2 separate regions of the Mus musculus genome follow, and region 1 is linked to region 2. A link is a loop called in an ENCODE intact Hi-C map of the cell type or tissue named here. Cell type or tissue: heart. All regions are shown on one strand. Each heading gives the region's core, and the rest is flanking DNA. Links, peaks and the distances in the headings are about the cores only.

What was found. A loop is a pair of places that touch in the nucleus more often than their neighbours do. Peaks named below come from ENCODE experiments on the same cell type or tissue, not always from the same donor. Only the 100,000 strongest peaks of a DNase experiment are listed, where the experiment ranks them.
Region 1: a loop joins it to region 2, with 2.1 times the contacts of the local background. A loop is called at or near these places in 2 of 42 quality-filtered maps.

What each region holds. Positions count from the first base shown.
Region 1 is chr7:126,083,573-126,099,017 of GRCm38, forward strand. Gm30807 (a long non-coding RNA gene) reads right to left here. Exons shown (of 2, transcript XR_378488.3): 1 at 9,549-15,445; 2 at 8,380-9,375. Among named protein-coding and RNA genes, the nearest start is that of Gm30807, 8.5 kb to the right of the region's middle. In heart, for the core only: CTCF peaks have their summits at 4,796 (motif pointing left) and 6,413 (motif pointing left); no DNase peak of the experiment used is centred there; H3K27me3 peaks cover 310 bases.
Region 2 is chr7:125,928,457-125,943,901 of GRCm38, forward strand. The region is part of intron 3 of Gsg1l (GSG1-like); the gene reads right to left. Among named protein-coding and RNA genes, the nearest start is that of Gm51456, 17 kb to the right of the region's middle. In heart, for the core only: a CTCF peak has its summit at 7,882; no DNase peak of the experiment used is centred there; H3K4me3 peaks cover 1,392 bases; H3K27ac peaks cover 5,263 bases.

The sequences.
Region 1 (15,445 bases), core at 3,151-11,150, 150 kb after region 2:
CACTCTGCCTGGGGGCAGGAGAGACTAAAGCAATGCTGGTGTGAGGACAGCCAGGGGAGCCCTGCACTTGCTTATCAGAGCTTCTTTCTGGCCCCAAACAAGGAGTTTCTAACTATTTTCAGGAGAACTTCTGGATTGCAATGGTGCATTCGAGTATTGGTTAATGTGAATGAACGACCACAAGGAATCTGCTGCCCTCAACAGGCATGCAATATGTATCATCTGAGCCTGTCCACGTTTAAATGCAGCCCTGGGGTGTGCACTGACGTGACACTTCCTTGGCCTTGAGACTCAGTTAGTATTCATGTGGCAAGGCACGTTTCTTTCAAGCTGGGAACCCTGTTCTGGGGCGGGAAGCGGGGAGGAGTTCAAAGCAAGGAGAGCCCAGAGGAAAAGTCTCAGGGACTACTCTTCTTAAGTAACACCCAGAGGAAGCAGAGACCCGCTGTGATATCCTGTCAGGGGTACCCAACCACCTGCTCACTGAGCAGCCACTGTATGCTCAGCTCAGGAAAGAAGAGAGAACATGAGTGACATTAATAAGACCAGCACAGGCTGCCTGTGCAGGGGTGAAGGGCAGGGAGGGGTAGATGTGGGCGGAGCTTGGAGGAAGGTGTCATAGGAAGGTGCATTGGAGCAAAGCCGGGAGACACCAGGAGGCTCTCTGCCAGGGAAAGAAAGTTCCTAGCAGGGGAACCAATGGCCAATGCAAAAACCTGACACCCTGGCGGGTTGGGGGTTGGAGGGAGGGAGCACAGCCTGAACAAGGGACAGCAAGGGAACAGCAGAGGACAGATCACAGAGGTCTGAGTCATGTGGGGCCTGCAGAGGGTCTGGGCAGAGTCCAATGATCTGGAGAAGACCCACTCCAGCTGCTAAGTGAATAAAGATGGCTGCTGATCAGCTAGGGGTAGGTAAGTGACACCAGGGGTTCAGGCAGGATCATCCAAAGGCCAAGAAAGCTCTGGGTTGTTTCTGTTTGCTTGCTTGCTCTAGGCAATGAAACCCAGGGTTGGATGGGACCCAGGGTCATGTCTGCTAGGCAAGTGCTGTACCACAGAGCCGCAACCAGTCCCTCCTGGGGTGATTTGAAAGGCAGACCCAGCATGATTTGTTTAAGGCAAAATGGAACACGGAATGTAAGGAGGTTTTCAGGGGCATCTGCAAGGTCAGGGGCTCATAGAGAAAAATTCAAATTGGGATTGATTTTGTGCTTGCTGAATGTTCTACCAGAGCTGATAGTAGAGACCAGTAGGAGGAGCTACCTTTCAGGTATGCCTTCCTGAAAACCCTCTCAATGTATCAGAAAGCCCTTTGGATACCATGGATATTTTCATACCAAATAATGGCAGAGCTGCATCCAGGCAGGGTGGCACACCCTGTAACCCCAGAAGTTGAGGCAGGAGGATTATGCGTTCCGGGGAATCCTGGGCTACATAATGAACTAACAGTCGTAGCTACATTGACCTTGGTAACAGACAAGGGTTGGGTATGGTTTAAGGAACTAGGAATTTGCACCCAAGACCTTGGTACTCACTTCATCCTACTGACGCAGCCAAGGCCGGCCAATAGGCTCCTGTCCCCAGCCCTCACCTGAGCTGCCCACCTCTGCACCTGCTGCAGAAGGTTCAGCCCCGTCTCACCTCGGCTTGCCCTGCGAACACCACCGGCTTCTGCTCACATCTCTGCTCACATCTCACTGTGGTTGCGGCTCTGTGGTACAGCACATGACAACACCAAACTCCTCTGTGGTCCCTGACTCTGCACATCCATCAAGCTGTTCCCACTGGAATGGCCTTGCCACCTCATCCTGAGTGTCCTTCCTACGATTGACCTCCACTCCTGCTGCCCTAGCAACTGCTGTCGCTCCCTCTCTGACCCCCAGTGTTAGTGAATTAATCTAAACGGTGAGGTTTATCTTCAGACCTGTTTCTCTGATGGGCCTGGGGCCCTCCAGATCCCCTACACTGGCAGCTAGCGGTTCAAATCCGGCCAGAAGCATGTTTGGTTTGGCTTGGATGAAGTTAGTACCATATGCGCCAACATTTCCTCATTGGCCACATTCAAGAATCCAAGATTTGCCATAAAAACGCAGGTTCTCGGCTTCTCTTACAAGATCAATTTACCTTCCAGCACTAGGCCTGCAACTGCGTCTGGCAGAAGTTTGTTGACACCCCTGTAGAGAAGCCAGAGCGACCACAGGGTCTCTACCTTCCCAGCACTTAGGGAGCTTGCCAGGCAACAGGTGCCTTTGAGTGTGAGACTCTCTCTCTCTCTCTCTCTCTCTCTCTCTCTCTCTCTCTCTCTCTCTCGGCGGGGGGGGGGGGGCACCAAGGTTCAAAGGTCAACCTCCAGTGTCATTCCTTAGGAGTGCCCACCTTGGTTTTTGAAACAGGGTCCCTCACTAGGACCTTGGGCTTTGGCTTAGGCTAGGCTGGCTGACCATCTCTGCCTCCTGAGCCCTGAGATCCTAAGTCTGCTCTGCCACGGCTGGGTTTTTAAGTGGGTGCTGATGTTGGGCCCTCACGTTTGTGTGGCAAACACTTTCCCATCTGAGCTACCGTCCCAGCCCTGACTCCCATGTTCAAGTGCAGGACAATGACTGCCCTCGGAAGGGGACGGTGGCTGGGACAGGCTGTGTGTTCAGCTCATGAAACCTCACTGGCTGTACAGCTGGGAATTGTACATTTGTTTTACATAAAAAAAAAATTTACCAGAAAAAATAGTTGCTATTAAAAATGAAAGTGGTACTTTTCAGGAAATACAAACACGCTTTGAAGGGGCATAATCCCCAGGGGACTTGGATTTCCACACTTCCTTGGAGTCAGCTGCTGTAAGCCGCCTCCTTCTAAGCTTCCTCATTCCTAACCCTGCAGAACAGAGCCCCCAAGCCTCTAGGCTCTCCTAATTATAGCAAGTGATTAGGCAGTTGCCAATTACTGGGGAAGTTTTTAAACAATCTCACAGTGTCCAAGCCAAAAGCCTACTTCATTCCCCTGCTCAAGACACCAGCACGGCCATGCTACTTGGGCAGGGTTTTTAGAAGAGGGAGGGGCCCAGAGCTCTGTACAATTAAAGCCTTCCCTCCCAGAGGGCAGAGTCTCCTGGGAGAAAGGAACGGGCCTCATTAGACAGTGATGGGCTGGAACTCCTCCTCCGCTCCGTTGTTTGCGCTGCCCAGTGTAAAATCCAGGCCCATATACGTGAGGCAAGTGCCCTGCCCCCAGCCTCTCAGGTTATTCTTCAATGCCAGCATTGCCGGCCCTTTGAGCTCTTCAGGAAGTTTCTCTCAGTCTTTGTACTACACACTAGGGTATCCATGAACAAGACAACATAGGAAGCCAGGCTGAGTGGCATATGACTGTCATCCTGGTACTTGGGAGGCAGGTTAGTCATTAGTTCAAGATCACTCTGTGCTACATCATGAGACGTTGTCTTAAAATGCAAGACACAATGGCAAAGACAATAAAAAAGACATACTAGGGCTGCACCTTTAAGGAGCTTCAGTTCCAAGGGAAGACATTAATAAGGTGATGGCTAAGAATCCTGTAGTTACCGAAGTGACGGTGACAGGGCAGAAGAGGACAGACATCAGGGGGTGTGGGGCCTCCTGACACAGCACAGTAAACCTGGGACAAGGCAACCCATGGTCCCACTGCAGGCAAACAGTTCTGGGTGACAATCCTGCTTCCAGCACATTTGGCCAATGCACCTGGGCCATTTCTTGGACCCCTACCTACCTGCCTCAGTTTCTCATCTGCTGCAGGCACAGGGAAGATGGCAGCAGTGTGTGCTGTTTGTCACAGTGTCCCCATCCTGTCAGTCTCAACTCTCAATGGGTTCATTTTGTCTGTCTTACAAATGAGGAAAACTGAGGCTGCTCAGTGGCTTCATCCACTATCTGCACAAGCCTTTGGCAGAAGGAAGCACAGCGTGCGTACGAAGATGTGGCTGCAGTTGGGAGGGCTGCTCTCTCAGGACCTGCACAGGTTGAAGCTTTGACCCAGCGATGGCTGGGGGCAGAGGAAGAATGGCATCATGCCTGCGGCTGTTTCCTGCTCTGAGAGCAGGCAGGGTGGGTGCATGTAGGTGGCAGATGTGACAGAAGGCTCACATCCTGCTCATGCCAAGTACTGAAGCCAGCTCTGTGATGAGAGGGAGCATCGAACTCAGAACTCAGCCACGCTCAGAGAAGAGCCGGAGCCCACCATATACACACTCTAAACGGCAGCAGCAAGAGTGCTCAGGAAGCCCGGCACCCAGCAAGCTGGCGTTGCCTCAGACGTCAGGGAGGAAAGGGTGCTGATTAGCACCAACTGCATATGTTAGGCACATCATCCAAAGGATTATAACGGAAGCTTTATGGAGTTCTCCTCAAATTCCTTGCATACCCAAATATCAACCGGGGAGCAGAGGCTCAGGGAGGAGTAGAGTAAGGTCAGAGTCTAGGACCACTCTGGGTTCCTCTGACCTTCCATAGCCGACATCTGTGGTGCCTTCCGATGAGGTGAGCATTCAGGTTAAAACATATCACCACTCAAAATAAACCTTGGGGTGGCTGGCTTGGCTCCACATTTTCTGTCTTTATAGTGGTTTGTTTTATCCTAGTCATTAGGAGGGAAACTTGGGACCACTGGCGAGAAAGACAGTTTGCAGTGCCTCTGAAACAGCCCCTTCTTTCTGGGCTGGTTTCCACTCACCCCCCCCCAGCCGCCCCCCCGCCCCCCCCCCCCCGCTCTAGTTTGCTTCCCTCTGCTGCCTCCTAGAGGTCAAGAGCAGAACTTCCAGCCCTGCTCATCCACTTCCAATTAAAAAAAAAAAAAAAAAAAAAAAACTAAAAATTGCTAGGGATTGGGACCTGGAGCCAATCAAATAGAAAAGACTAGAGGCCTCCAACACCTCCAGAGATCTACAGAGGCGGCGGCATCTCCATGTTACATGCCATGAACACCACAGAAAGCATATGGGAAAGCCCAAAATGTGCTGAGAAGAAACTATACAGCAACTCATTTAAAAGGTTCATTTTCGGGCTGGAGAGATGGCCCAGTGACTTTTCTTCCAGAAGGCCTGAGTTCAATTCCTAGCAACCACATGGTGGCTCACAACCATCTGTAATGGGATCAGATGCCCTCTTTTGGCATGTCTGAATACAGCTACAATGTACTTATATACATAAAATAAATAAATAATTCTTTTTAAAAAAATGTTCATTTTCCCCCAGTGACCCTTTGGCTCTTATGTAATCATTCTGAACTTTATACTAATAGCACTTCAATTGTATATGCTCTGTTAATATTATATTTGTTTATCATATGTGTGGGGGCATGCATGTGCCACAGTGGGCCTACAGAGTCTGAGAACAGGTTTTATTTTAAGAATTGTTTACTTATTTTAGGTATATGAATACACTGTAGCTGTTTCAGACACACCAGAAGAGGGCATCAGACCCATTACAGATGGTTGTGATCCACCATGTGGTTGCTGGGAATTGAACTCAGGACCTCTGGAAGAGCAGTCAGTGCTCTAACCACTGAGCCATCTCTCCAGTCTCTAGAGAACAGCTTTTGAGTGTCTGTTCTCTTCAACTATGTGAGTCCCAACAGCTCTGTAGGGCAGTGGCTTCTGTATTTCCCTATCATCGGGGAAACTGAGGCTGAGATTCAAACTCAAGGGCAAAAGCAGAACCAGGCTTCAGCCCTGGGTGTGCGACTCTTAGCTCAGTGGCCTAGCAAGCCTTGACATGGTGGCCATGGTGGCCATCTGTCTTAACATGGTGGCCATTTGTATTAACTACTTTTCTGGTTGTTGTGACAAAAGCGACTAAGGATTTTGCACTCATCCCTGAAGTCACCGTGGCAGGAGGGTAGCAGATGATCATGTTGCAAACACGGTGGTGATGGGTGAGAGACACAGGCCGCTTCTTCTGCTAGTTTGCTCCTTTTTCTTCAGTCTGGGATCCCAGCCCATAGAACGGCACTATCTACTGCTTGATGGGTCTTCCCACCTCAGTTAACCCAGTCTGAAACTCCCCCACAGGCCTGATCCTAGGTCCTGTCACGCTGACAAACAATAGGAACCACCACATATCCTTCTGGAACCTCCCCGGGAGCTGTATGAGCAGTCAGCCTCAACCTGCCTGTTGGGATTTTTTGAACAGAAAAGGGAAGAACTTCATTCAAGGAGGGTTTCATTAAACCAAGAGAAGTCCTGACACATGGGGACAGTGTTAGGGGACCCACAACAGCTGCTTCATGCACAACAGGACAATCATATCAAGGAACAGGCTGAGGCAAGGGAGAGGACTCCATTTGAGAAGCTGGCTTGACAGAAAGATGAAGAACTCTTATTCAAAGTCCCTCTCATAGGCAAGCTGATCTAGCTTAGCCAAGGTGAGAGTGGGCGCCCTCTAGAGGAGGGATGAAGCATCGTGGACCCTCACTGTTTTCATACGTGGCTTGCCAATTCTGCAGGTCTCTAGAACAAACGTATGATCCCTCGCTGATCCTTTGTACCCCCTGCTCTTACACATTGAACAGGGAACAGCCTAACACAGGCAGCTGCTCTGAGGTCCTCCTGGTGATGGCCGCACTCATGGCAATAAGAATGCAGCCTTCATGCTCAACTTCCATGGGAGGAGCAGGACACCAAGCTAGGGAAGGGACTGCACCTCCTCCCAGGTTAATGACATTATCAAGAAAAACTAAGCAAACAAAATGGGGACAAAACGAGTGGGGATGGCTGAGATAGTAGGTTTGGTTCCAGGCACTACAAAATTAGTAAAGAAAAAAATCTCAACCTCCCGACCAGCACCCTTGAGACCAGGCTGGCACAGGTAGAGGCTGGGCTGGGTCTGCACAGGAGACAAAGAGCCTGGCTGCCAATCAAGATTGTTGTACTAAGTCTGAGGGATGTTCTGGGTCTGAGTGACTTATATGAGTCAACAAGTGAAGAGAGCTGGGTGTGGAGTCTCCGAGAGGCCTTTCCTACCTACCTGGCACTGTGGCTGGGGACACACAGAGAGAAAGAAGAGCCTGATGTTGTGGCTTGGGAGAATCACAGTGGCTATTTTATGGCTTTTTGTGATCTTTTTGTTTGCCCTGGGCCTGCCAGGTTGGGAGGGGTGATATCAAAGAAGGTAAGGACAATGTCATCGCAGTCTCTTTACTGCAGCTGTAATGAAAAGCCCAACACTGGATGATTTAAGAAGAGCTCGGAGGGCCAAGGAGTGCTGGGTGAGGCAGCCCCACCTGCCGTTGGCTTCGTCTGTGCCTCGTCTGTACAGACAGCATCACATAGCCAGTGTGTTTGCACAACTAGAGGGTGAGAGCAGGCAGGACCTGCCTGGAGTGGAGGTGCAGTCCATAGTCTGATTGCCTAGTATGTGTGAAGCCCTGGGTTCAACACTTGGCACTGCATGAAACTGCGAGTAGTGGTACACGCTGGCAACCCCAGCACTAAGAAGGTAGAGGTGAGAGGATCTGACAGTTGTGACAAAACCTCAGTGACAAAGCAAGTTCAAGCTAGCCTGGGCTGTAGGAGAACCAGTAAGAAAGAGAGGGGGCAGGTGGGGGAGAAAAGAAAAAGAAAAAGTGAGCCTAAGAATGAAAAGTGGTCCAGCTCCATGCCCATGAGAAAAGCACTCTTCCATTCATGAGCAATTTCTTCATGGCCCCACAGTGGGCGACCAAGTGTCAACGTGGGTTTTATACCCAGATCAGATAACACCACTGCCTCAGCTCTTAGCTAATGTGGTACTGTCCTCTTCGCTGTGGAACTTTCTGTTTCCATTGTGAGCAGGTCTACTTCCCTGACTGTGGGCCATGCTTAGACAGTCAGAGGAGGTAGAAAGCTTACCTGGGGGTCTAGGGCTATCTGCTGACTCTAGAAAGACCGAATCCGCTGTGAGGTCTCACCCGGTCAGCCAGGGAGAACTGGCCAATAAACCCCAGGGGTTGGCAGAACAAACTGGTGTGGCACTGGGGGTGGGAGATGGGGAGGGGGCTGGAGGCCACATCTCATGCAGTGTTTGGGAGCAAAGGCTGATGGGAGATCTGTGTCCTGGTTATTTCCCTCAGTGTCTGACCCTGAGCCATCTCACCACTTGGCATGTCCCATAGTGGCTACAGACATAGCTCAGCAGGGGCCAAGAAGATGGGGAAAGGAGAGCAGGAAGCCTCTCCCCAGCAGAAGAACCCCAACATGTCTTATATGTGTCTGTGTTCTCTTGCTACAACAAACACCACATATTTTGGCCAGGCGGTGGTGGCGCACACCTTTATTCCCAGGGCTCAGGAGACAGAGGCAGGTGGATCTCTTGAGCTCAAGACCAGCCTGGTCTACAGAGTGAGTTCCAGAACAGCCAGGGCTACACAGAGAAACCCTTTCTTAACAAACAAAGGTTTATTTTGGTTTACACTCCGGAGGGGTCAGCGTCTGCTCGGCTTCTGGTGAGGGTCATATGGTGAAGAAGGGCAGGCAGGGGGGTGTAGGAGACCTAGAGGGGGCAGCAGCTACATTTATAATCACTTGGCTTTCTGCTCCACTCCCTGATGGACCAGTCTGGTGATGGAAACATGGCTCAATTGTTGAGAACTCTGCTTTTGCAGAGGGCCCGAGTTCTAGTTCAGCACCCACATAAGGCAGCTCACAGGCCTGTCTGTTTCCCAGTTGTCTTAAAAGCCAGGTTAAGGGTTTGCCTAGCCTCAAATGTCACACATTCATTTCCAAAGGATCCCACCACCCTGAAACCAGGGCCATAAAATAAGCCCTTTAAGAAACCTGCCACCAGCAGGGCATGGTGGCACACACCTTAAATCACAGCAGTCGGGAGGCAGAGGCAGGCGGATTTCTGAGTTTGAGGCCAGCCTGGTCTACAAAGTGAGTTCCAGGACAGCCAGGGCTATACAGAGAAACTCTGTCTTGAAAAACCAAAAAAGAAGAAAGAAAGAAAAAAAAGAAAAAGAAAAAGAAAAAGGAAGAGGAAGAAGAAAAAGGAAAGGAAAGGAAAGGAAAAAAGAAAAGGAAGGGAGAGAGAGAGAGACCTGCCACCCATGAAATTCCAGAAAACAGCCCACTCCCATAAGACCCCCTGGAGCCTGGGGGTCTGAAAATCAGGCAGTCTTACTTACCTCCCACCCTGCAGTTTCTGGACCTGGTTAAACCAGGCCCTCCCCCATCCGTAACTTGACTACATCCAAGTGATTCTCAGACCCTGTTTGGTGTGTTCTCCTGGACCCCAGATAACGAGCCACAGGGTCTGAGGACACCAACCTCTCAGACCAATAAGAGTCTGATCTCACCATTTCAAGGCTGAGCTGAGATGCACACGGGGCATGCATGCACACAGGCTGGCCCTGCTCGTGGGTTATCCTTGCCCTGTATGGAGAAAAGGGTTCTGAGCAATGACAACAGGAGACAGGAACCATGGGTGTCTTTGAACTGAAGCCACCCTAGTCAGCAGAAATAAGTGACACATGGCAGACCTGTCACAACTGAGTGACATCCCCAAACTGATGAACAAAGTCTTCAGCTGCTGGTAACTAACTTACTTAGCTTTTCACAGAAGCGATGCTCTCATGGGCTCTGTTTAGAGGTCCAGCTGCTAAACAAAACAACGTGGAAGGTGGAGCACTGTTGAGGGCTGGTTTAAGCCAGCTCAGTGGCAGTCTCTAGACAGGCTTGGTCCAGCTCACACGGATACATCAAGGACTGGGATGCTCCCAGCTCTCTGGCTTTAGCTCTTCAGTGTTGTTCATCCTCTGCTCCTCCTCTTGCTGTGATGAGGCAGCTGCCTCCCTTACTGACATCACAGTCCCTCCCACACCTCCTCCTAGATAGATGGTGGTAATGTCTCTTTCTCAGATGTCCCAGCAAATGGTTCCCTAAGTCTCCCTGTGCACAGGGAGAAAACGAGATATTCTGACTGCCCCCACCCCCACAGGTCAAAATCTTCTTGTGGTGGATTAAAGGAGAATGGTCCCTGTAGGGATTTGAAGGTTGGATCCCAGACCCTTTAGGATTAGGAGGCGTGGCCTTGTTGGAGGAGGTGTGTCACTGGGGGTGGGCATGTAACCCTCGCCAGGCTCAGTTTCGCTCTCTAGGCCTATGGCTCAGAAGGTAAGCTCTCAGAAGGTAACTACTACTCCAGCACCACGTCTGCCTGCCAGCAGCCAAGCTCCCCACCATGACAGTCCCAGATTAACCCTTTAGAAGTGTACTCAAACCTCCAATTTTCTTTTATAAGTTACCTGGTACCGGTGTCTTCTCACAGCAATAGAACAGTGAGGAGGACACCACCCGGAACTGTGTATGGGACCAGTTGCCCCTAAATGTCACGACCAAGACTGAGAGAGGGAGGGCTATGACAGGAGCTGTGTGACAAACTTCGCAAAAAGAATTTCCCATGAGTCTTCGGGCAGGCTGGATACCCCGCCTTCTCTCACATGGTTCAGTCTCTGGCCGCAGCCCTCTGGTGGCTTAGATGGTCTACAGGACCAGTGGTACTTGGACAGGTGTCCCCATGCTCCAGGGGAGCCCCCACTCACCTTTACTAAGAACCAGGGTCTGGAGAAGACCAAGAAAGGTCTCTGCCAGTTCCCTACCGGCCAGTAGGGGAGTCACTGTTCTGGGGATCTCTCAGAGCCAGGGTGAGTTCTTGGGACTAGACCAAGCATGGCATGGGGCGGGGAAGTGAGAGTCTATTCCCCAGTGCTAAATTGAGCCATGAAAGTTTTATGACGAGAAAGAGTTTGTCAACACCAGAAAAACAAGGCAGATTCATTAAGAGCAAATCCCTCAGCACGGGGCTGGCTAAACGATAGGATTTGCAAGGCTGCTTTGCCTGACAGGCCCAGTCCCTGGGCCTCCCAGTGCCGAGGACGCGGGCAGGTGGCAGCTGCACCTTTTTATACAAGGTCTCTCCACAACAAGATGCCTCCAAGGCAAGCATGGGTGACAGTGTTTGTGTCAGATATGGGAGTGTCCCCAGCCAGCTGATTATTGGCCAAGAAGGGCCCACATAGCTGTATGTCCCTCCAGGAATGCCACCTTTCTGTCCCTGTAACTTAAGACCACCACAGCCCGTCCTTTTTTCTTTTTTTTTTTTTTTTTTCTTTTTTCTTTTTCTTTTCCTTTTTTTTTTTTTTTTTTTTTTTTTGACATTTTTCAAGACAGGATTTCTCTGTGTAGCCCTGGCTGTCCTGGAGCTCACTCTGTAGACCAGGCTGACTTCGAGCTCAGAAATCTGCCTGCCTCTGCCTCCCAAGTGCTGGGATTAAAGGCGTGTGCCACCACTGCCCAGCCAGCCAGTCCTTGCTGACAGTCCAGCCATGTCTACCACACGGGCTGATGGGGCCACATGTGACAGCTGGTGAATGAGTGCTGTGGATTTGTTTGTTGGCACCACAGTCCCCACCACATCCTATTGTCTCACCCCAGATATATTCTGCTCATTTCTATTCCTGGCCATATCGCATGTCTTTGGGCCTTACCACCACTACCACCCCCACCCCCATGCTAAATTCACCCCAGTGTGCTCCGGAGTTCCCTCACACTGCAACTCCTTACCCCAGGATGTACCCTCACTGAGTCTATAACTTCACACATGCAGTTCTCTGCAGGAAGTGGCCTCAGCCACTATTACCTATCGTGGTAACACCTTCTCTATTGCTCTGGCACCCACACTAACCAGCACTAGAGACCTACAATTGGCCTCTCTGGTGACCCCTCAGCCTAGAGCCTGGCCCCTGACCTCAGGTGAAGCATCTGTCCCATAAGGCCTCAGCTAGGGAGTCTTGGTGCTAACCATGCAGATGCTCTACCAGCTGAGCTTCATCCCCAGCCCCATGTGACTCTCTGGGGAGACACCTGTTCTTAGCCTGGAAGCAAACTCCATGTTACAAGATGACTTCATCTCCAGACTCCTTTTAAACAAGGTCAAACATGGATTCTGGGAAGGAAACCTATTTGCAGGAGGGAGCTAGCCTTCAATTTAATCCTGCAAGAGCTTCCTGTGCAAAAGAGTTGGTTCCCTTTGGCTCTTAACTATCTTCTAGAGGTATTAAGAGTTGGTCCCTAGCCTGTGGTACCACCAAGGAATGATACCTAGCAGAGGAAATCATGTCAGGATATGCATGTCCTGGAGGGGACGTTGGGACCGCAATCTCTTCCTATGTTTGCACTTCCCAGCCAACAAGAGGTAACTAGTCGCCACTACCACATGCTTCTGCCACAAGAGTCTGTGCTGCCACAGACCAAGGCAAGCAAGCAGGGACTGAAATTGAACTATGAGCCCAACGGGCCTCTCCTTTGTGTGTAACGACACATGAACACAGCCATGCCGAGGATTCCTCAAACCTTTGAGAATGGCAGGCCTTCTCTTGATCCAAGTATGGGATGCTGGCGGTGTGCACAAGGGAAGGTACCCACTTCTTTGCAGCTTCTTCGAAGGCAGTTTCCTCCTCCAGGATGACCGTCCCACTAGAGACTCCTGACTAAGAGTAGTTAAACCCCATTGAGTTTCCAGGCAGCTGCTAGTGTGGCTCCACCTGGCCCACTGGATCCCAGCTTTTCTGTGTGTGTGTCATCTGTTGTCTCTTTACTCTCCATTGCCCTGGTCAGGATTAAGCCCAAAGCTGTGCATGTTGAAGCACAGGGGCTGTCTATGTCGACCTACACTCAGACCTTAAGGAAGAGGGGAAGCATGGCGGTGAGCCACCGGCGGCCTGGAAAGGAGGGGACAGCAAATGTCAAAGCCCAAGTGAGAGCACGGGTGTGAGGGCTGTGGGCTGGCGAGAATAGAGTGGCTGCAGTCTAGCTCTCACTGGCTAGGGAGCTGCGACATTGCAGTACTTCAGCAAATCCCCTAAACTGAGTTACAGACGGTTGTGAGCAACCCTATGAATGCTGAGAATCAAACGTGGCTCCTCTGTAGGACAGTTAGCGCTTTCAATGGTTAAACCATCTCCCCAGCCCCTTTTCTGGAGTATTCTAAAACAAGTACCTTCTCAAGTCGATTACGCAACAGGGACCTGTTACATGTGTGCTTGGTCCTGACACAGAATCAGGCTCCATCGTGGGTATCTCTGAAAGTGGAGCCGGTGGAGCCAAGCTGGAGGAAGCACATCACCGGGGAAGTCTTTGGGAGTACAGTGTCCCTGGCCACTTCCTATCCTGTGCTCTGCTTCCTGTTGGTGATGAGGTGAATGCTGTGATCCTATTGTCATCACATCCTCAAGTCACACGGAGCCAAGTGACAAGGGACTGGCCCTCTGAAACGGCCTTGAATTGTTCACATCAGATGAGGGTGAGGCAGCTGCCACAGCAAGGGAACCCAACCTCTTGCTCACAAGGGTGGATGATCTCCTGATGTCTTGTCCTGAGAGAAGTCCAGGCAGTGTCCTCAGAGGCTGGTGACATGCACACTGCATATCCACTTCAAGCCCTCTCTCATGGCACGAAGAAGACGGGGTGTGTGTGTGTGTGTGTGTGTGTGTGTGTGTGTCAGCCAGTTGTGGGCACCAACACGCAGCGCTAGCAACAGCCACAGTGTGTGTGTGTGTGTGTGTGTGTGTGTGTGTGTGTCAGCCAGTTGTGGGCACCAACACGCAGCGCTAGCAACAGCCACAGTGTGTGTGTGTGTGTGTGTGTGTGTGTGTGTCAGCCAGTTGTGGGCACCAACACGCAGCGCTAGCAACAGCCACAGTGTGTGTGTGTGTGTGTGTGTGTGTGTCAGCCAGTTGTGGGCACCAACAGGCAGCGCTAGCAACAGCCACATGCTCTTGTCCTGTTTCCTGTAGAGCACGGCATGATGGGAGGATGGGCGGCACTGCTCCTGACCTCCCCATATGGTGTCTCTGGGATGCTAGAGGTCAAACGCAGGGCAGCACATCCTCCATCACTGATCTACACCCGCAACTCCGTGTCTCTGAATGCTTAAGAACTAAGGGTGATTCCTGTTCACACCTTGGTGCAGTCACTCAGTACTGCTCAATAGTGCTCCCTTGCCAGGTCTCCTGGATCTGGGCCACTAAGGCCATCAGTTCCCATATCCACTCATCCCACAGCCACAGTGACCAGTCCTCCTTTGAAGCCTAGCTGTCAGGTCAGCTGCATTCAGCTATGGGGCTGAGTAAGCTTCTAGCCAGTGGTCTCTGAGTCACTTCCTCTGAATGGAAACTATCTTCTCCAAAGTGCTAAGTCCGTAGATGTATGAGAGACTTAAGGGAAGGCAAGAGCTAAGTCCTGGAGTCCAGCCTGAGGCAGGCTTCTCTCTTGTGACCTGTCTCAGGGTCAAAAGCACCTCACTCAAGCCAACTCCAGCCTTTTTCAGGCCAAGAATCTGCTGAGAATACGGCTCAGTTGATAAAAGTGCTTGCCTCGCATGCATGAAGCACTGGGTTCAATTTCTAGCATTGAATAAAGCAGGTAGGTGTGTGGGTGCGCACTCACATTAAGACAACAATAAAAAGATCAAGTGTCTCCTGAATCTTGTGGTTACCTTGACTGATGCAGGGCCACTGGCTATGGGTTATATACCCCTGAGCTTGTAGTAAAGCCAGCTAGTTTTCAGGAATGAGCAATGGTGGCAACCAGGAAACACACCTGTCACCTCACTCAGAGGTGCTGTCCTGACTCCACAGTACATCTGAGAACTGGGCCTACGCAACTTGCCTGAAGGCTGCGGTTGTGCTTACACAGTGGCACAGCTGGGCAGTTACCACTCGTATTTGGAATGACTCTGGATGGAGTGGAACACTGGCGCCATGTTCTCCAGAGCTGAGGGCCTGGGAAACTACCGTGTCTACACTCGAACCCATATCTGCTGGAGGCTGACTTGTGATCAGGCCTCCTGTGTGTGTCTCCAAATTCTCAAGTGCCTCAGCATCCCCAGAGGCAGGGGCCTGGAACCGAGAGAGATAGATCATGGTCCCAAGAAGCCGTGCCTGCTCCCTGTGCTGGGACCCACCTTGCTTGTGCAGAGCTCCAGCTGAGGAACCCGGGGGACCCAGACATCTTCATGTGGCCATTAGTGAGCACACGTCACAGTGTGGCTGCCTACTGTATCTTATGAAGTCTGAGTTGGGGGTGTGTCTCAATGGTAGGGTACTTCCTGTGATCATTCCCACCTGAGGCCAGGGACTTCGTCTTGCCTCTGCCCATGACTACCTCATTCTTGATCTAACACTGGTCAGAGTCTCAGGAAATGCAAGGTCAGATGCCCACAGCTGATTTCCAAAGGGAAACCCAGCTCAACTGCAGACGAGGCCCAGGGACCCTACACTGTGCCAAGTCCTCTCCAAAGGACAGTCTGCCTGGGCCACTTGCAAACCATTCTCCAAGTCACCAGAGCAAGCAGCAGGAATAGCTGACTCCGAGCCCTGCCAGGCACCGGGAAGCAGTTAGCAGCATGTGCACTCTAGCTCCATGACTCGAGGATGTAGCCCAG
Region 2 (15,445 bases), core at 3,330-11,329:
GCTGCACAGGACCTAATACAGGATCTCCCAGCTATGCACCAAGGCCAGACCCAGCTGCTGGCAGAGTAACTCATTTCTACAGCCTTGGTTTAGAACCGTGGTTCTCAACCTGTGGGTTGCAACTCCTTTGGATGTCAAATGACCCATTCACAGGGGTCACACAGATCAGATATCCTGCATATCAAGTATTTACATCCACAACAGTAGCAAAATTACAGTTATGAAGTAGCAACAAAATGATATTATGGTTGAGGGTCACCACAACATAAAAAAATGTATTAAAGGGTTGCAGCGTTAGGAAGGTTGAGAACCACTGGCTTAGAACACCATTGATCCATAGATTGAATTCTACTTATCTCCAAACAGGAAGGGCCACACTTTAAGAAAGCTCAATAAATGAAAGTTGTATATCTCTGAAAGACACAGTGGAACTCTGCATTTTAAAGAGTCTGCTTTGAAAACCGGGCCCATGGCCATGCACGCTAGGAATGCATGCCACCATTGTCTCCACCATTGTGCCTCAAATCCAGTCCACTATTTTTTAAAGAGCACTGCAATTACTGCTCGTAGGGTAGTGGGATGGTTAAGGGGAAGGGAGAAGAAAGGAGCCTAGGTAAGAGGCTGGGCTGGGCAAGTGACTGAAACCCAGAGTCCCGCCAACAGTTATGTCATGTGTTGGAAACGTAACCCCTACATTTGGATCTAATGGCATTTGGAGGTGTGACTTCTGAGGGTGCTTAAGGTAGATGATGATGTTGGTATAGCAGAGGAAGCTGCCTCTCTTACTCTATCAATATATGATGCCTCCCCCAGGTGCCAGTGCACTGTCAGACCCAACATTCTGATGCAGAGTGGATGCCAGCATCCTGCTCCCAGGCTTCACGGATCCAGAACCATGCACCAGATAAACGTCTATTTCATATCAACGTCTAGTCTTGAGTATTTTGTTTCAGCAACAGAAAAAAGATGAGGCTTCATGCCAGTAGGGTTTGTTGGTGGGTAGACGTGGGTGGACGTGGGTGGAGTGGCTGTCTTAAAGTCCAGGCTGGCCTTTGGTTTGAGCGATTGGGCAGATGACAATGCATTTGTTGAGATAGAAAAGCCCAAGAGAGGAAGGGAGGATGTCTAGGTGGGTGGAAACTTTCAGGGGCCATATTTGCTTGAAATGGTTATTTTCTGTCTTTGTAGATATCGAGTGAGCAGTCAATGTACACTCTGTGGTTGGGAGCTGTCAGAACTGGAGAGGGATCATCAGCATAGAAGAAGAAATGAGGTGGCAGCCTGGGAGAGTCAGCAGAAAGACTGGGAGAGGAGAGGAGATGAAGCATCTGGGGCTGAGCAGAGCCAGGAGACCAGCCGAGGAAGCTAACCTGGAAAGAAAACTGGGGTAGCTTGGGGTCCGTGGGAAAGGGCACTCAAGAGAGTAGATATCAGAAGAAAGGTGAACAGGATAGTAAAGTTACCCATGGACTGGCCAACCAGAGACCACAGGTGGCCATGACAGGCTCCCACTGGAGTATTGTGTGGGGATGGGTTCTCGGAGGGCATGGATTGAGAATAATTGAATTGGAAATGATGGAGGAAGCTCCAGGCTCAGGGTCTCAGAGTAGCAGGCAGGGGAGGGACTGTGCAAAAGGGTAGAGGTCAAAGTGGGAGATGGAGCTTCTGGTCTACCTCCTACTTAGATGATCAGGTAATAGCAGTAGGGTGGGGTGTGTGCATCTGGTGCACGAAAACTCAAGGCCAATCCTAGAAGCCAAACAGAAAGTGTCAAAACAGATGAGAGAGGGTCTTAGAATCCAGTAGCTAGCTGGCAACTGAGATGCTCTACCCAAAGGGTACAGGGGAACGGGAACTTGAGTAAGATTTGAGTTGAATGGTGTTGTGTGCTTTCCTGGGGAGATGGTTTCTAGTTGCCCATTCAGAGGGCATTGACCGACATAAGAAATGGTTTCCACCCAAGTCTGGGTTACTTTCAGGAGTGTGGGTGACTCTTGCACCAATGAGAAGCTCAGACAGCGTGGACAATGACCTTCTGATGCTGCAAGATGACCTCTGTTTCCCTGTCAACCTTCCACCCATCCCCACCCACTTTAACTCTTCCCCCCTCCCCTCAGGCCCTGTGTAATCAGGCCAGGCTTTATGTAAGTGGATGGCAAGAAAGTGGCTGGGACCTCAGGTGAGGCTCTCAGGATCTTCCTCCTCCCATGAGGAAACATGAACAGACCAGATCTTGTAAAGGTCTTCCTCAGATAACAACAGGCTCTGACCTCCATGACAAGCTCCCATTCTCTTCACCACAGAGCAAGGGTGAGTTAAGGTCACTAGCCATGAGTGAGGCTAGGCAGGCAAATGGGGCATCGGAGGCTGGAGGATGGAGGAGATGTGAAGTAGTCTTTCCAGATGTAGAAAAGTGCAGACAAACTGAAAGCATACAGGGTTTTCCAGCAAATTCTTTGGGTCCTGTGCTCATGAGTTAAAGCCAGCCCAGATAAGCGAGGCTAGGAGATGCAAGTGGAGAGAATGGTGGACCTGACCACTCAGGATTTGGCACACGGCATTTCCCAAATCCTGTTTTGTCCCATTGTGGGGGAGGGGAGGGAAAGGGCCGCTCCCTAGTCATCCCCGAGACCTAGCAGATCTGAACCCAGGTGACCCATTCTGAGGTCACACCCTCTGATCTTGAGACTGCCCCTGCACAGGGTGAGGTCTTGGGGCAGTGGCAGCGACCTAGTTTCCAGGCCTTGGCTACTTTGGCTCAGCTCTCTTTGCAGGGCTGAGTATCTTGCATGATTGCCATGCTCCGTTTAATGGCACGGTCGTAGAGGTAGCTGATTAATTAGCTTATAATAAGGTTTGTTATTAAAGATGTTATTAAAGTCTCGGTTATTACAGAGAACACTTGGGGAGCATTCGTGTCTAAATAAATATTCTTGCATACATTGGGAGGTGATCTAGAGCTGCTAGCAATCCCAGGAACCTGAGAACCAAGAAGAGCATTTAGGGACGCACTGGAGCTGGAAGCAGATTCAAGAGGGCAGGACGGGGGCAATGGCAAGCCCTGCTGGGGAACCTGGCGGGACACGCAGCCTGTCACTGAACCTGTACTGTCTGCCTGCTGGCTGCTAGACTTTTCCTTACCTTTCTTTTCTTTTCCTTTCCTTTTTTTTTTTAAATGGGAAATTAACTTTATTCATGGGCAGCCTCGAGTGCATTGCCAGGCAGGTCATCTTGAGATGAGAAAGCTGAGAGGCTACAGATGAAATTAAAATGTTCAAATCACGTGCTTATGGAGTAATGTAATAACGCAGCTGACGAGGGGGGTGGGGAGCAGAGCTGGAGGAGGGGGATGGGGAAAGTGGAGTGCATAGGGACTCCACTATGTGTGTGTGTGTGTGTGTGTGTGTGTCTCTGTGTGTGTGTGTGTGTTTGTGTGTGTGTTGATCTTGGTCTCGGTAACTTCTCCCCTCCACCCTTCCCTGGCTGGACTAATGAGTACCAGCACCAAGCACACACAGGGGTTCTATGGGGTACTGTTGGAGGAACACAGTAGGACTTTACCAATTTACCATCGCTGTGACTAACCTGAAACTTCCATCTGTATTTCATGGCCAAGGGACACTGACTCCCCAGTGTACAGCTGGGTTCACTCCCAGCCTCAGTTTCCCCTTTGTCATACAACCAAATTGATTTGTTAATTGTCCCCTCTGTTCTAAATGGCTCCTACAGCTCAGGGTCAGCCTGGAGAAAAAGCCTGTGACCAATGTCTCCTCCTCTATGGTCTGCCCTGAGCTCAGCCCAGTCTGTCCTGGTCAGCTGTGGACAGAGGGGCAGGACACTGTAGGGAGACTGCTCAGTAGTCTCACCCTTTTCCTTCCTGTCTCCCTTTCACTTTCCTACCCTCCCTCTCCCTCTAGTGCCTCTCCAGTAGCCAAGGCTGCCCTCCAACTCCTGATCCTCTGTCCATCCTCTGCCTCTAAAGTGCTAGGATCTCAGACTGCCATGCCTGGTTTGTTTGTTTGTTTGTTTGTTTGTTTGTAAAAGATGCTTCATAAGGCAAACTCACATGGCAGTGCCCCCCTTCACCCCCCACTCCTTGGCTTTTTCAACACAGACTCTCACTCTCTAGCCCAGGATGGCCTCAGTTACAGGCACGACCCACCCCAATGAGCAGTGTGCATCTTGCTATTCCTCTATACTCCAAGTAAGTATGCTTCAGAGTCCTTGGGGCTGGAAGCACCAGGCCTCTCCGAGCAGGAGGCATGGACTACGGGTGGATGTATGGGCTTGCCTCAAAATGGGATGGGGACGTCTGTGTCAAGGCAGTCAAAACAGGAGGTCCAGGGTTGTAGAGTGAGAAGCCCCTACAGTGGGTACCATCCAAGCTGAGGGTCTGAAAGGAGCAGGGGAGAGGCTAGGTTGCAGCTTCCAGGCAAAGTGGAGCTGAGATGGGGCTTGGGTAGGGCATGCCAGGAGTGAGAGATGCTGGAGGGGAAAATAGGATCCTTCATGGAAAGTTCGAAGCCATCGGGGGTTTGGACTTGATTCTGAGATCCTGTGAGGAAAGCATGGGGAATCATGTTCCTGCTGCAAGATATACTTGGCTTGTTTGTTTGGGTAGTGGTGGAACCCAGAGCTTCATGCATGACCCCACACTCTACCACTGAGCTGCACCCCAAGTCCAGATGTGCTTCTTAGAAGTCTCCTCTGACTGCCTAGTGGGGAAGGGATTAGAAGAAAAAGCAGGCTGGAAGCCAGCGGGGAGGGCTGCTGTCCTCTCTGGGGAGGTGGTCAGTCCCTTTGGGAACTGAGAAGCAGGAGGTGGACCAGACTGCCCTGGCAAGTCTCAGAAGTGGGGTACAGCAACAGGGAGGGTCAGAGCAACCAGAAGTAAATGAGGAGCAACTGGCCAGAGCGAGTAGCCTTCCCTGTTAGAGCCCTGGGAGCTGGGGTGGTTCAGCAGGGTTGTAGAAAAGGCTGCTCTGCACAAATCTGAGATACCCAGATGCCATCCCCATAGGGACCAATGTCTGGGGCAGAGGGGCAGAGGGCCAGAGAGACGGCCCTGCAGACCATCCCCATGCCTGTGCTGGCAGTGTTTAAAGCCGCCCAGACCTATTTTTAAAGAATGAGCTATTTTTAGCCTCTCTGTGGAGAACCCGCAGCCTCTCTTGGTAGCATATTTCAGAGTTGAGAAAGTTCCTTCTTACATATAACCTAAATCTTTCCAGCTCCAATTTGAGCTAATTTCTCGCTCTGCCCTCTGAGGATGAGGGCTCGAGCTGGCTGGCATCTTCTCCAGAGTGTGGCAATTAGTGGGACGCCCTCCACCCAGCCCGCTCAGCAGAGACTGTCGGCTCTCTCTGCCCTTCTCCACAGGTCTAATCTCAGACCACTTGAGTCATTAGCACTGCTCTTGTGTGGATCCTGCCTTTTAAAGTGAAGTGGCCCAAATCGGAGGTGGCATTTAACAGGGACCTTCCAATGTCACGCAGTGGGTTTCCTGGGCTCCCGGCAGCCTGTGCACTCCACCGACCCCCATCCAGCCTGAGGCTATGGAGGAGCTCAGGCTGTGCGGGTGAGGTCCACAGGGGTCCTGGGGGTCTCGGTGACTCAGGGTAAATATGTAGGGGGTGATTTTTAATATTAACAAATATGTCTCTCATCCAGTATCTCCTGGTAGCCCATGCCCTCCTCACTGGGCAGCTAGATATAAAACATTCATGGCCTCGGGGCTCAGCTGCAGGAGAGGCAGAAAACAAGAGGCAAATTGTGGCTTTGGGGATTTCAAAGGCCTGCACCAAGGAAACAGGACAGGCAGAATACATAATCAAACAGCTTTCTCCTCCACCAGGTAAAAGGAGGTAGAGGGATTGCGGAGTGGGGGGGGAGGAAACAGAAGGAAAGGGGGAGAGGGAAGAGAAGAGAAACTAAGACAAGGGAGGAGAAAGATGATGAATGAGAGGAGGAGAGAGAGGAGAGAGGAGGATGGGGCTAAGGAAAAGAGGGGGAGGAGCAAGGAGAAGAAAGAGGGGCACAGAGAGGAGGAGGTGGAGCAAAGGAGGCAATGGGGGAGGGGAAGAGATGACTAGGAGGCAGGAGAGGAGGAGGTGTGGGGAGGGAGTGCCAGAGAGCAGGGGAGAAAAGGATGGGGGCCAAGAGAATGTAGCATTGGTAGAGTCAGGGTTTCCGAAAGGCCTGGCTTCCCTTCAGGTACCTCCATTCCACCCCTCCCACAGTCAACCCCTCAGACACACATTCTCTAGTCAGGACCTCCCGGATCCTGTCTATTCTTGCATGTCTATCCCAGGAACTCACTGGCCAAAGCCATGGATACCAGGTGCCTCCAGGGGAAATGACCTCTGGTCCTTATCTCAAGAACCATGGCCTCAGAATCACTCCCGGGGGCTCTCGAACAGTGTGCAGTTCTAAAAGCATCTCCGGTCCATAGGCTGCAGCCAATGCAGAGTGCATGGTGGCACCAGAGCTCAGTGGATGGTCCTGCCTGGTCTCAGTGCCCCAGGGCTCTCTGCCTGCCCTGTGGGACTAAAAGATCTGGGGTCTGGAGGATCCAGAGAATTACTACAGGAGTTGTGACTTTTGAGAGCAGGAAGAGGGTACTATGAACAGTCACCTCCACGCCAGGGGAAAGTGGGGAACTGGCAGTACTTGGGATGTGGGGTCTTGTCTACAAGGATGGATACATCCTCCTCTGCTGAGAGGGTGCCCTGGCTCAGTGGTTAAGAGCACAGGCTGCTCTTACAGAGGACCAGCATCTAAGCACCAACTTGGTGACTCACAACCACCTTAATGCTGGTCCCAGGGGCTCACATGCCTTCTCAGATCTTTCTGAGCATCAGGCATACACATATGCTGCCCAGGCATACATTCAGGAAAAAACACTCATACACACAAAATAATATACAATTAAAATAAAAAGAAACATTTTTAAAAGATCCACCAAGGGCCTGGAATTTAGGAGCAGGGACCTGTTGTCCTGGGTTCTTTTTCTGGGCCAGGAAAGCGTCTCCAGGTGTTTCTGCAGAGCCTGGAGGCAGAGGCCCTAAGCTGGTCAGTATTGTCCCATGCATACACACCTGCTTGGCTCCAGCTGCTTATGGGCCGGGATCTATAAACCTCAGCACTACACACATTGAGTGATGTTGGCTGTGGGTCTGCCCTGACTATTGCAGGCTGTTTTGTGGCATCCCAGGCTCTCCCCACTAGATGCAGTGGTTAACTGAAGCACAGCACCCAAAGGCACATGGGTATGATGTACATACACATACTGTCGGCATAACATGTATGCAGACATTGCCGAATGTCCTAGAGGGGGGAGTCCCCCATCATCATGTACAACACCAGTTCTCAGTGACAATGCTTGGTGTTGTCTTCCTCCCTCCACTGCCAGGGGCACTGATGGTTTCCCAGCAAGATGTAGGGTTTCCCTTTCTGAGAAAAATCTCAGCTGCATTGAACTTGAGTCACTTAGACAAAGATGCTAAGTCAGTGGAAGTGAGTTTGGCCTATGGCAGTGGTAACAGTTGTTGGGGGAGTCTTTGGGGAAGGGAGATGAGGGGCACTCCAGAAGCAAGGGCTGCAGCAGCCCTCTAGAACATTAAGACACACTCTAGAAGTGTGACCTACCTGTGGGTGACAAGCTTGAGAATCCTGAGGCAGAGCACCCAGAGGGCAGAGGTTCAAAGCCAGCTTTCCTCCAGCATCAGTAGGGACAATGCTTGTGTGTGTGTGTGTGTGTGTGTGTGTGTGTGTGTCACCAGAGGAAGGGGCTGGCTTGACTTTGTTGATCATGGCAACTGAGTGTGAACACTTGAACCAGATGTGTGACTCACACCTGCAGTCCCAGTATTTGGACACCAGAGGCAGGGGACTCTTGAGTGTGAGATCAGTCTGGGCTTGGGCTACATAACAACCTACATGACCAGCCTGGACTAAACAGCAAGCAAGTCCCCAAAACAAAAGCAAAGCCAGAGAATGCAGCCTGCTAGAAAGACCTCCTGGGAGGCACAGGGGCCTCTGGAACCTGCGTGGGACCCTGCCCAGGCTCCCTTCAGGGCCCTCTCGTCTCTTTCTCTGTCACCCTGGCCTGTCCCTCTCTTATCTGTCTCTGTTCTACCTCTCAGAATGTCTCTTTGATTCTCTCTCTGATTTTTTTCCTATCTCCCTCAGTATTCTCCCACCTCCCAGGCCCCCCAGCTCATCTGCCCACAAGATAAGCAAGCCAAAAACTGTCCCCATTTGCAGCTCCGCACTGGATTCTCTCCCCTTCTCCCACTTTGCCCATAAGCAGTGCTGCACGCACAAGGACACATCCACAACAGGTTGAGGGTGAACACACGACGTCTTCCCCCCTGCCCACTGAAGCCTCGCTACCAGCCTTTCCATCCCTCTGTCCCTGGCATCAGCTGAATAGCATGCCCTGCTCTGGACTTCCGATCAGGAAACTGCTTGCACACAAGGAAAACGAGGGGGCAGGCTACTGTCTTGCAGCACGCCACAGATAGCCTGCAATAATACCCTCAATTCTCAAGCATAGTTTGCAAAACACTCCAACCATCCCGCACAGTCCTTGTCTCGGCCCAGGCAAACTGAGATGGCCACAGGCTATTGGACAGATAACACTAAAGCCCAGAGAGAAAAACATCCGACCCAGGCAGCACAGCACAAAAGGAAGTGTGTATTTGAGCACAGGCATGATCAACCCTGAGTCCAGATGTCAACCTCAGGCACTAACCATGTCCAGGGGACGAGTTTCAGACTCCCAGGCCTGTCAAAATCTTATAGTGCCAGATAGGCAATTTATGACTTGGCTCTATCCAGAGTGCGGAACCCGGGAGACAGAGCTCTTCCTTCGAGGCAGAGCACCTTCTGTTCTGTGTCTGACACCACCAGCCGCCACCTTTCCAGGGACAAATAGCAGACTAGCCTGTGCTTACTCCTCATCTCAAAATAGCTGATGGGGAGTTGGCAGCTTCTGGAAGAGCAGACCACAGAGGCTGTAGATGAGGGGAGTTGTCCCCGAGTGTAGACTTTCTATCAAGAGACATGTCCTCGGAGTCTTCTGAGAGCTCTTGGACTCCAGGGCCATCTGAGGGGAGATGGGATGGGATGAGAGAAGGCAGGCCCAAGAAGACAAACAGCTTCTGGAGTGGAGGTGGGGGGAAAATGACCAAGTAAGGACAGAGGAAAGGGACAGAAAGGACCCTTTACCCAGCTAGCACAGGGGCTGCCCCTATAGATGGGACTTTGGCAATGGCTATAAAGGTGACACCACTTCCTTAGAGTTACCAGCTCCAGCTCTTGGGTTATGTCCTGAGATACACTTCACCCATGGGCAGATATATAGTCAAGGGTGAGTGTTACAGTATTTAGAAACCCCTAAAAATCCACCATGAGGGGCTGACTAAGCTATGTCAACAGAGATGTCTATAGTCAGTCCTGATCTTGGCTCTCACCCCTCTGGCCTTCGTGTTACCCTTAGACAGCCTGAGGCATAACTCTGCCTAAGGACTTTTGTACCTACTGTCCTCATTACTAGAGAGAGTCTTCTCTGGTGTCCATATCTTGCTACTCCTCTGTGTCAGGCTTCTCCACATGGTATGTCTAGGGCATTTGGAGGTTATGTTCCATGAGCTTTGAAAAAGCCATTGGAGACGTGGCCACGTTAACAAAACCACTGAGCCCAGGCAAACCAGCATCCTAGGAAACTCTCACCTGCTTCCAAGATGACTCAACTAGAGGGATAGTGGACAGACTAGTTTTATGTCAACTTGACATAAATTAGAGTTATCTGAAAGAAGAAAATCCCAACTGAGAAAATGCCTCCATAAAATCAGACTGTAGGCAAACCTGTAGGACATTTGCTCAACTAGTGATTGATGTGGGAGGGCCCAGCCCATTGTGGGTGGGGCTGATCCTGACTGGTAGTCCTGGGTCCTGTAGGAATATAGGCTGAGAAAGCCAATAAGCATCACTCCTTCATCAGCTCCTGCCTTGATTTCCCTCAGTGGACTATTTAGGATTCAGGATATGGAAGTCAAAGAAACCCTTTCTTTCCCAAGCAGCTTTTGGTCATGGTCACAGCCACATCAACATTGACTAAGACAGATGACTTAAATGCCGTTTAACTCTTTAGCCCCAGAGCATCCTTTGCCACATTTGCCAGGGTGCCTTTTATTGAGGCATGGGTGAACAACATGTGAGGCACCTTCTCTCCTCAATCGCTCTTATAGAGATGATGGGAAGAAAGCACAGGGTCGTGGTGCCTCTACTCTAAGGAGTTCATCTGTTCCAGGATGGCCCAAAGGTGTAAGTAGCCACATCAAATCTCCAGCCAACAGACAGTGGAGACCTGAAGCCCTGAAATCTACCACAGTAAATGGGATTCTACCAACAACCACACAGGACTGAAGCAAACCCTTTACCAGATATGCATCAGAGAGATTGTGGTTTGGTAGCTCCTTAACTGTTGACCCTCCTAAGCTAAACCATATCCTGACCCACAAATCTGAGAGCCACTGAATGTGCACTGCCCTAAGTCGCTAAGTCTGTAGCAGTATCATTACACAATAATAGGTAACTCAGGACGTGGGCAAAAGTTTGGTGAATATTGTAGGTGTGCTAGCCAAAGCAGGCAATGGCTGTGACTCATCTCACTAGTATTAGTGTTAGTATTAGTTTTACACTTCACTGCACTAGGTCTGCTGGGAGAACCAAGTTCTCAGCTCAATCTACACCACACAGACATCTGGGACCACCCTTCCTGAGACCAATCCCACAGCCTGAGCTCCAGCCTTTCATCAGTTCCTCTTTACCAGATCCTATCTTCCAAACATATAAGTGCACACCCATACATGCACTTACATGTATATGCACACACAAGCATACACATACTCACTGCATGCACACGAACACACATAAAAACACATACTCATGTATACACACATGCACACACCCATGCTCTCACCCACACAAGGAAGAATGATACACAGCTTTGGAAAACCAAGTGAGCTGGGTTCAGATCTAACACACTTTTTGAGTTTCTGAAACGGACATATTATTCTCCAGGGCTTTATCTGGGGTTGGGATAATATAACCCTTTATATACTTAGTAATTCTAACTTAAGTCTTTTGTTTCTGAGCATGTTAAACATCTCTGATCACACGGTGCGGTTAACTATTTCTTCCTGAGGTTTCACAGGTTATTGTTTGGTGTTTTACTTGTCATCACCATTTTGTCATGCTAGGACACCATGAGAAGCAACTATTTGGCACTCTAAATTCTGTGTTGCCAGGTAACTGCATAACTATGATGAATAAATGCTTTCTTGATTTGTTATTCTTTTTTATATCTATCTTTCCTTGACCCTTATGATCTTTTTGGATTCTGTTTAGTCAGATAAGGAGAGTGTTTGTCCAGGCCACTTTGGCTCCTGTTTTCCAGGTGTGTTGTTACCCATTCTTCTCTAGTCTGAACATCTACCTCTCTTAGAGCACACTTCTTGTTAAGTCTGCCTTGTTTTTATTTCCTGCTAGTTGCTGAAATTTAACCCGGTTACATTTAGTTTAATTCATATTTCTTTGCACAGCTTCAGTACTTGATGATTGGACCACCAATATCCCAGAGGCTCAGGCTGCCAAGTTAGCTCTAGGCAGCTCATAGGAATCTCATGGCTCTGACGTGATGGTCAGAAAGTTCACACTCATCATAGTGAGGCAGTAAAGCAGAACTAAGATTCCAGAAAGATCCTGTAGCTCCATGAAGACCCCCCTACCTGCCCCTCACCAAGGACTTGGTATTCAGAAGATAGCCATCTCAGCACTGTTAGAACTGTCATGGTCACAAGTGGTGTTGTCACGGCTGCAACTGAAGTGAGAGAAGCTACAACAACTCAAGACACTGAAGACATGCGAACATGTACACAGGAACAGCATGAGATGGGTGTTAGGGTGATTAAGAAGGGGGCCTGCATCTCCTGTGCTCAGCCATAGTTCCTCCTTATAGTGACCCCACAAGCTCCAAGCTCATGGCTGCTAGTCTAACGGAGTATCCCACAGATGAAAACTACATGTTTACCCCAGGATCAAGCATGGCAGTGGTGGAGCTTGAGTGCTTGGATTGGCCAGGCTATGGGGTAGGGGTAGGATGTGATCAACATGGCCTGAGACTGGAGAACAAGTTTCCAAGGCACAGCCTGAGCCTTTAAAGAAAGCAGAAAGGAAAGGCAGAAACTCACCAGGAACATCACAACCTTAGCACAGTCAGAGACCTTTAGGGCTGAGACCCTATTGTCACTCCAACCCCCATAACAGCCTTTCCCTGCAGTTCTAAACCAAGCCTTGAAAACCCAAGGTCATCGGCTGGACTGAATCTTCTCAGGAGCAGCTGTCATCTCTCTCCTCTGCCACCTGCAGCCACCACCAAGCAATGTATCATGAGATGAAATTATATGGCGACCTTCAGAAAACTACCACTCTGTCTCCGGTCAAGTCTCAGCTGTCTGGACGTCAAGTTGATCTCAAGCCTGAAAAAAAGGCCCCAGAAGGCTTTGGCAGCAAAGATGAAGGCCACAAGCTGCATGGATGGCTCTCAAGGAAGCTCTCAATCTCGGCCTATGAGGCTTCGGCAAGGCCCTCCCTGGTGGCGGGACACAGGAAGGACACACCCACATACACAGATACCCAGTAACTTTCTCAGATGACACACTCAGAAAGGCTGGCTCTCAGTGGTTCAGGAAGTATCAGAGACACCAAGATAACCAAACTTGGTCACCACTCTGGGCTCAGCAGCTGTTGTATGCATTCCCAGGACTCCTCAACTTGGGTCCAGCTCTGCTGCCTGATGCTCGGGGTTGAGATGGTATTTCAGCTACACATACAAGGCTCCCAGGCACCATAAGCTTCAATCCCAGAATCCTCTTTGCTTCCTACCAACCTTGATTTAGTGCCCTTGTGCTGTGGGGCATCAAGCTCTGGCCTGGACTGTGGAGTGTCTCTTTCTAAACTGGACTTCTGGGCACTGGGAATCAACCTTGACATTGTACCTCCTGGTTACCTTGTTAAGGGGTCCTTATATCAGCACAAGCTGGAACCAACCTCTGGCTGCTCTGACCATTTGACCAGGAGCCCAGGACCCTTTCAATCCTTGGGGATGCAGCACTTGCTGCATAGGGAGGATGGAGGGGTGGGGTGGGTGGGGTGGGGTGTGGAGGCAACTACATTGGGATGGTGTCAGTGACAGAAATTAGAACCATATCTGTCTCTCAGCCTCAGTGAGAACTTCTCTGTCTCTCTTTAGGTTTTCTCTATGACTCTCTGTCTCTCTGTCCTGTCACACAGAGACAGTTCCATCCATCTCTGTAACTTCTGGTCTCTGACCCTATCCATCATGTGAATCAGAGGGTATGTCACTAGGCTCTGGAAACTGGTAGAGGACATCCTGGACTTTGTGTAGCCGTCATCCTCAGAGCCAACCACAGAGTAATTGTCAGCCTTCTTTCACTTGGGAAAAAAATGTGTATGCTCACCCCAGGAATGTCTTGGATCCTGACAAAGTTCAAACCATCCCCTTCTAAGTATAAAGGTGTGGGAACAAAGGAGACAGACCAAGCCCTGGCCTCAGGCAGTGGAGAAAAGAGGTGGAGCAAAGAGACACATGAGGTGATGTGCAGTCTTGAGTGGGCATTGCAGGACTCTGGGTCTGGCTCTCCCACCCATGGCTGTGTGACTTTAGGCATGCTAGCTGATCTTTCCCGACTTGTTTTTCCTCATCTCTAAAAGTGGGTGTCATGCCCAGAAGGCAGAGCACATTGGTAGAGAGATAGGGGATGGGAGGCCTAGAGTTAATTGGGTCCTTCTTGGCTATGTGAACTTTCCTGGACATACTGGAGTATGGTTTACACATTGCATCTAACAGATTCCAAAAGCTTGACTTTCCACCCCTGCCATGAGGTTTTGACCTCAGTTTCCCTACTGGCTGACTACTTAAGCCCTTCCCTTAGGGCTGATGCTAGACATGTTCCTGGCCACTCGGAAGAAGGTGGATAAGACCTAGGACTTATTCCTGGGCCTCCCAGGCCTCTCCTAGACTCCTGAGCTCCCAGCATCCTTTGCTCCAACAGTCCTCTAAGTCCATTATAACTGACAGAAACCAGCCGTTCCACCAGCTCAGGTTTTACTTCCCATTTTTATTAAACTTGTTAAAATTCTTACCCTTTCCAATTCCCCCAGAAGGCCAGTTTCTACCTGGCCCTGTGCCTGAGGCCAGGCTCATCTGTATGAATGGCCTGGTGGCCTAAACAGTCCCCGGCTTGCAGGAGTGTGCAAAGGATGTCATGGAATTTGAATCACAAATGACCAGGAGCTGTCTGTCCTGCAGCCAGGATTCTCCCCACTTCCAGGCTGTTCCAGCCAGCAGTGCCTGGCTTCCCACTAGAACCTTCAGACCCCATGGGGGCTGTTGCATGCTGGGAACCCTCTACCTCAGTCACTGCACTAACATGCAACATCATCTAAATGCCAAGCATGGGGACAGTCACCGGAGCCTTGGCACGGCTGTTCCCTGAGGCTAATGAGGAAAAGGACATAACTCGAAGTAAAATCAATCATTGCATATACAGAAATAGAAACACGTGCAGCCGCAATTGAAGCTGGCAGCCGGAGGGCTGAATCCAACCTGCAGGTGCTGGTGAAAGCCAGGAGAACGGATGAGGCTTTTGGCCAACATTTAAAAGCTGGAGGATTTCCATTAAAATATGGGAGTTTTGGCTTCTCTTATAAAAGTCAGAAATGTGGCCACACAGGAGGTTCCCATCCTCCTGGCAGCTGCTTTGGCCTGCACATCCCACCCCAGTTCACGGGCCACAATGCTAGAAGTTAGGTTTCAGCAGGTAGATCTTGGGAAGGTAAGTCATAGGGGTGGATCTTTGTGGTTCCACCAAATCAAGGAGATGTAGCTAGAAGGTGCAGTTAATACACCAGGAAGATCCCAGCAGGCATCCAAGCTGCCAATGTCAGGATCCTGGGTTTTTGCAACCTCTAGGGCCCAGTGTCTGGTCTTCTCATTCTGGCTCCCATTGACTAGGGCAACACTTTCCTCTTGAGTTCTGTGAACTGCTCTGTAGCTGAAGCTCAGATGAGGCTGAAGGAAGATCTGATGGAAGGGAATTGGATAGAAGGCACACACTGGTGCCATCAGCACTTTGGCCACTCTCCTTGGCAGTCATACAATACCCCGGCATATTCACATACCCACGTTTCTTTCCAGGCTGCGGATGGCATTTAAGCTCCTACATGAAGGAATAAGCATAGGCCTGTGTGGCTTGGCCTTCCCAACAACTTCAAAAATGGAAGGGAGCTTGGAACCGCAGGTGTGTGAGGAGATGAACCTGCTTTCCTGAGGGGTGGGGAGTAAGGGGGGCTACCT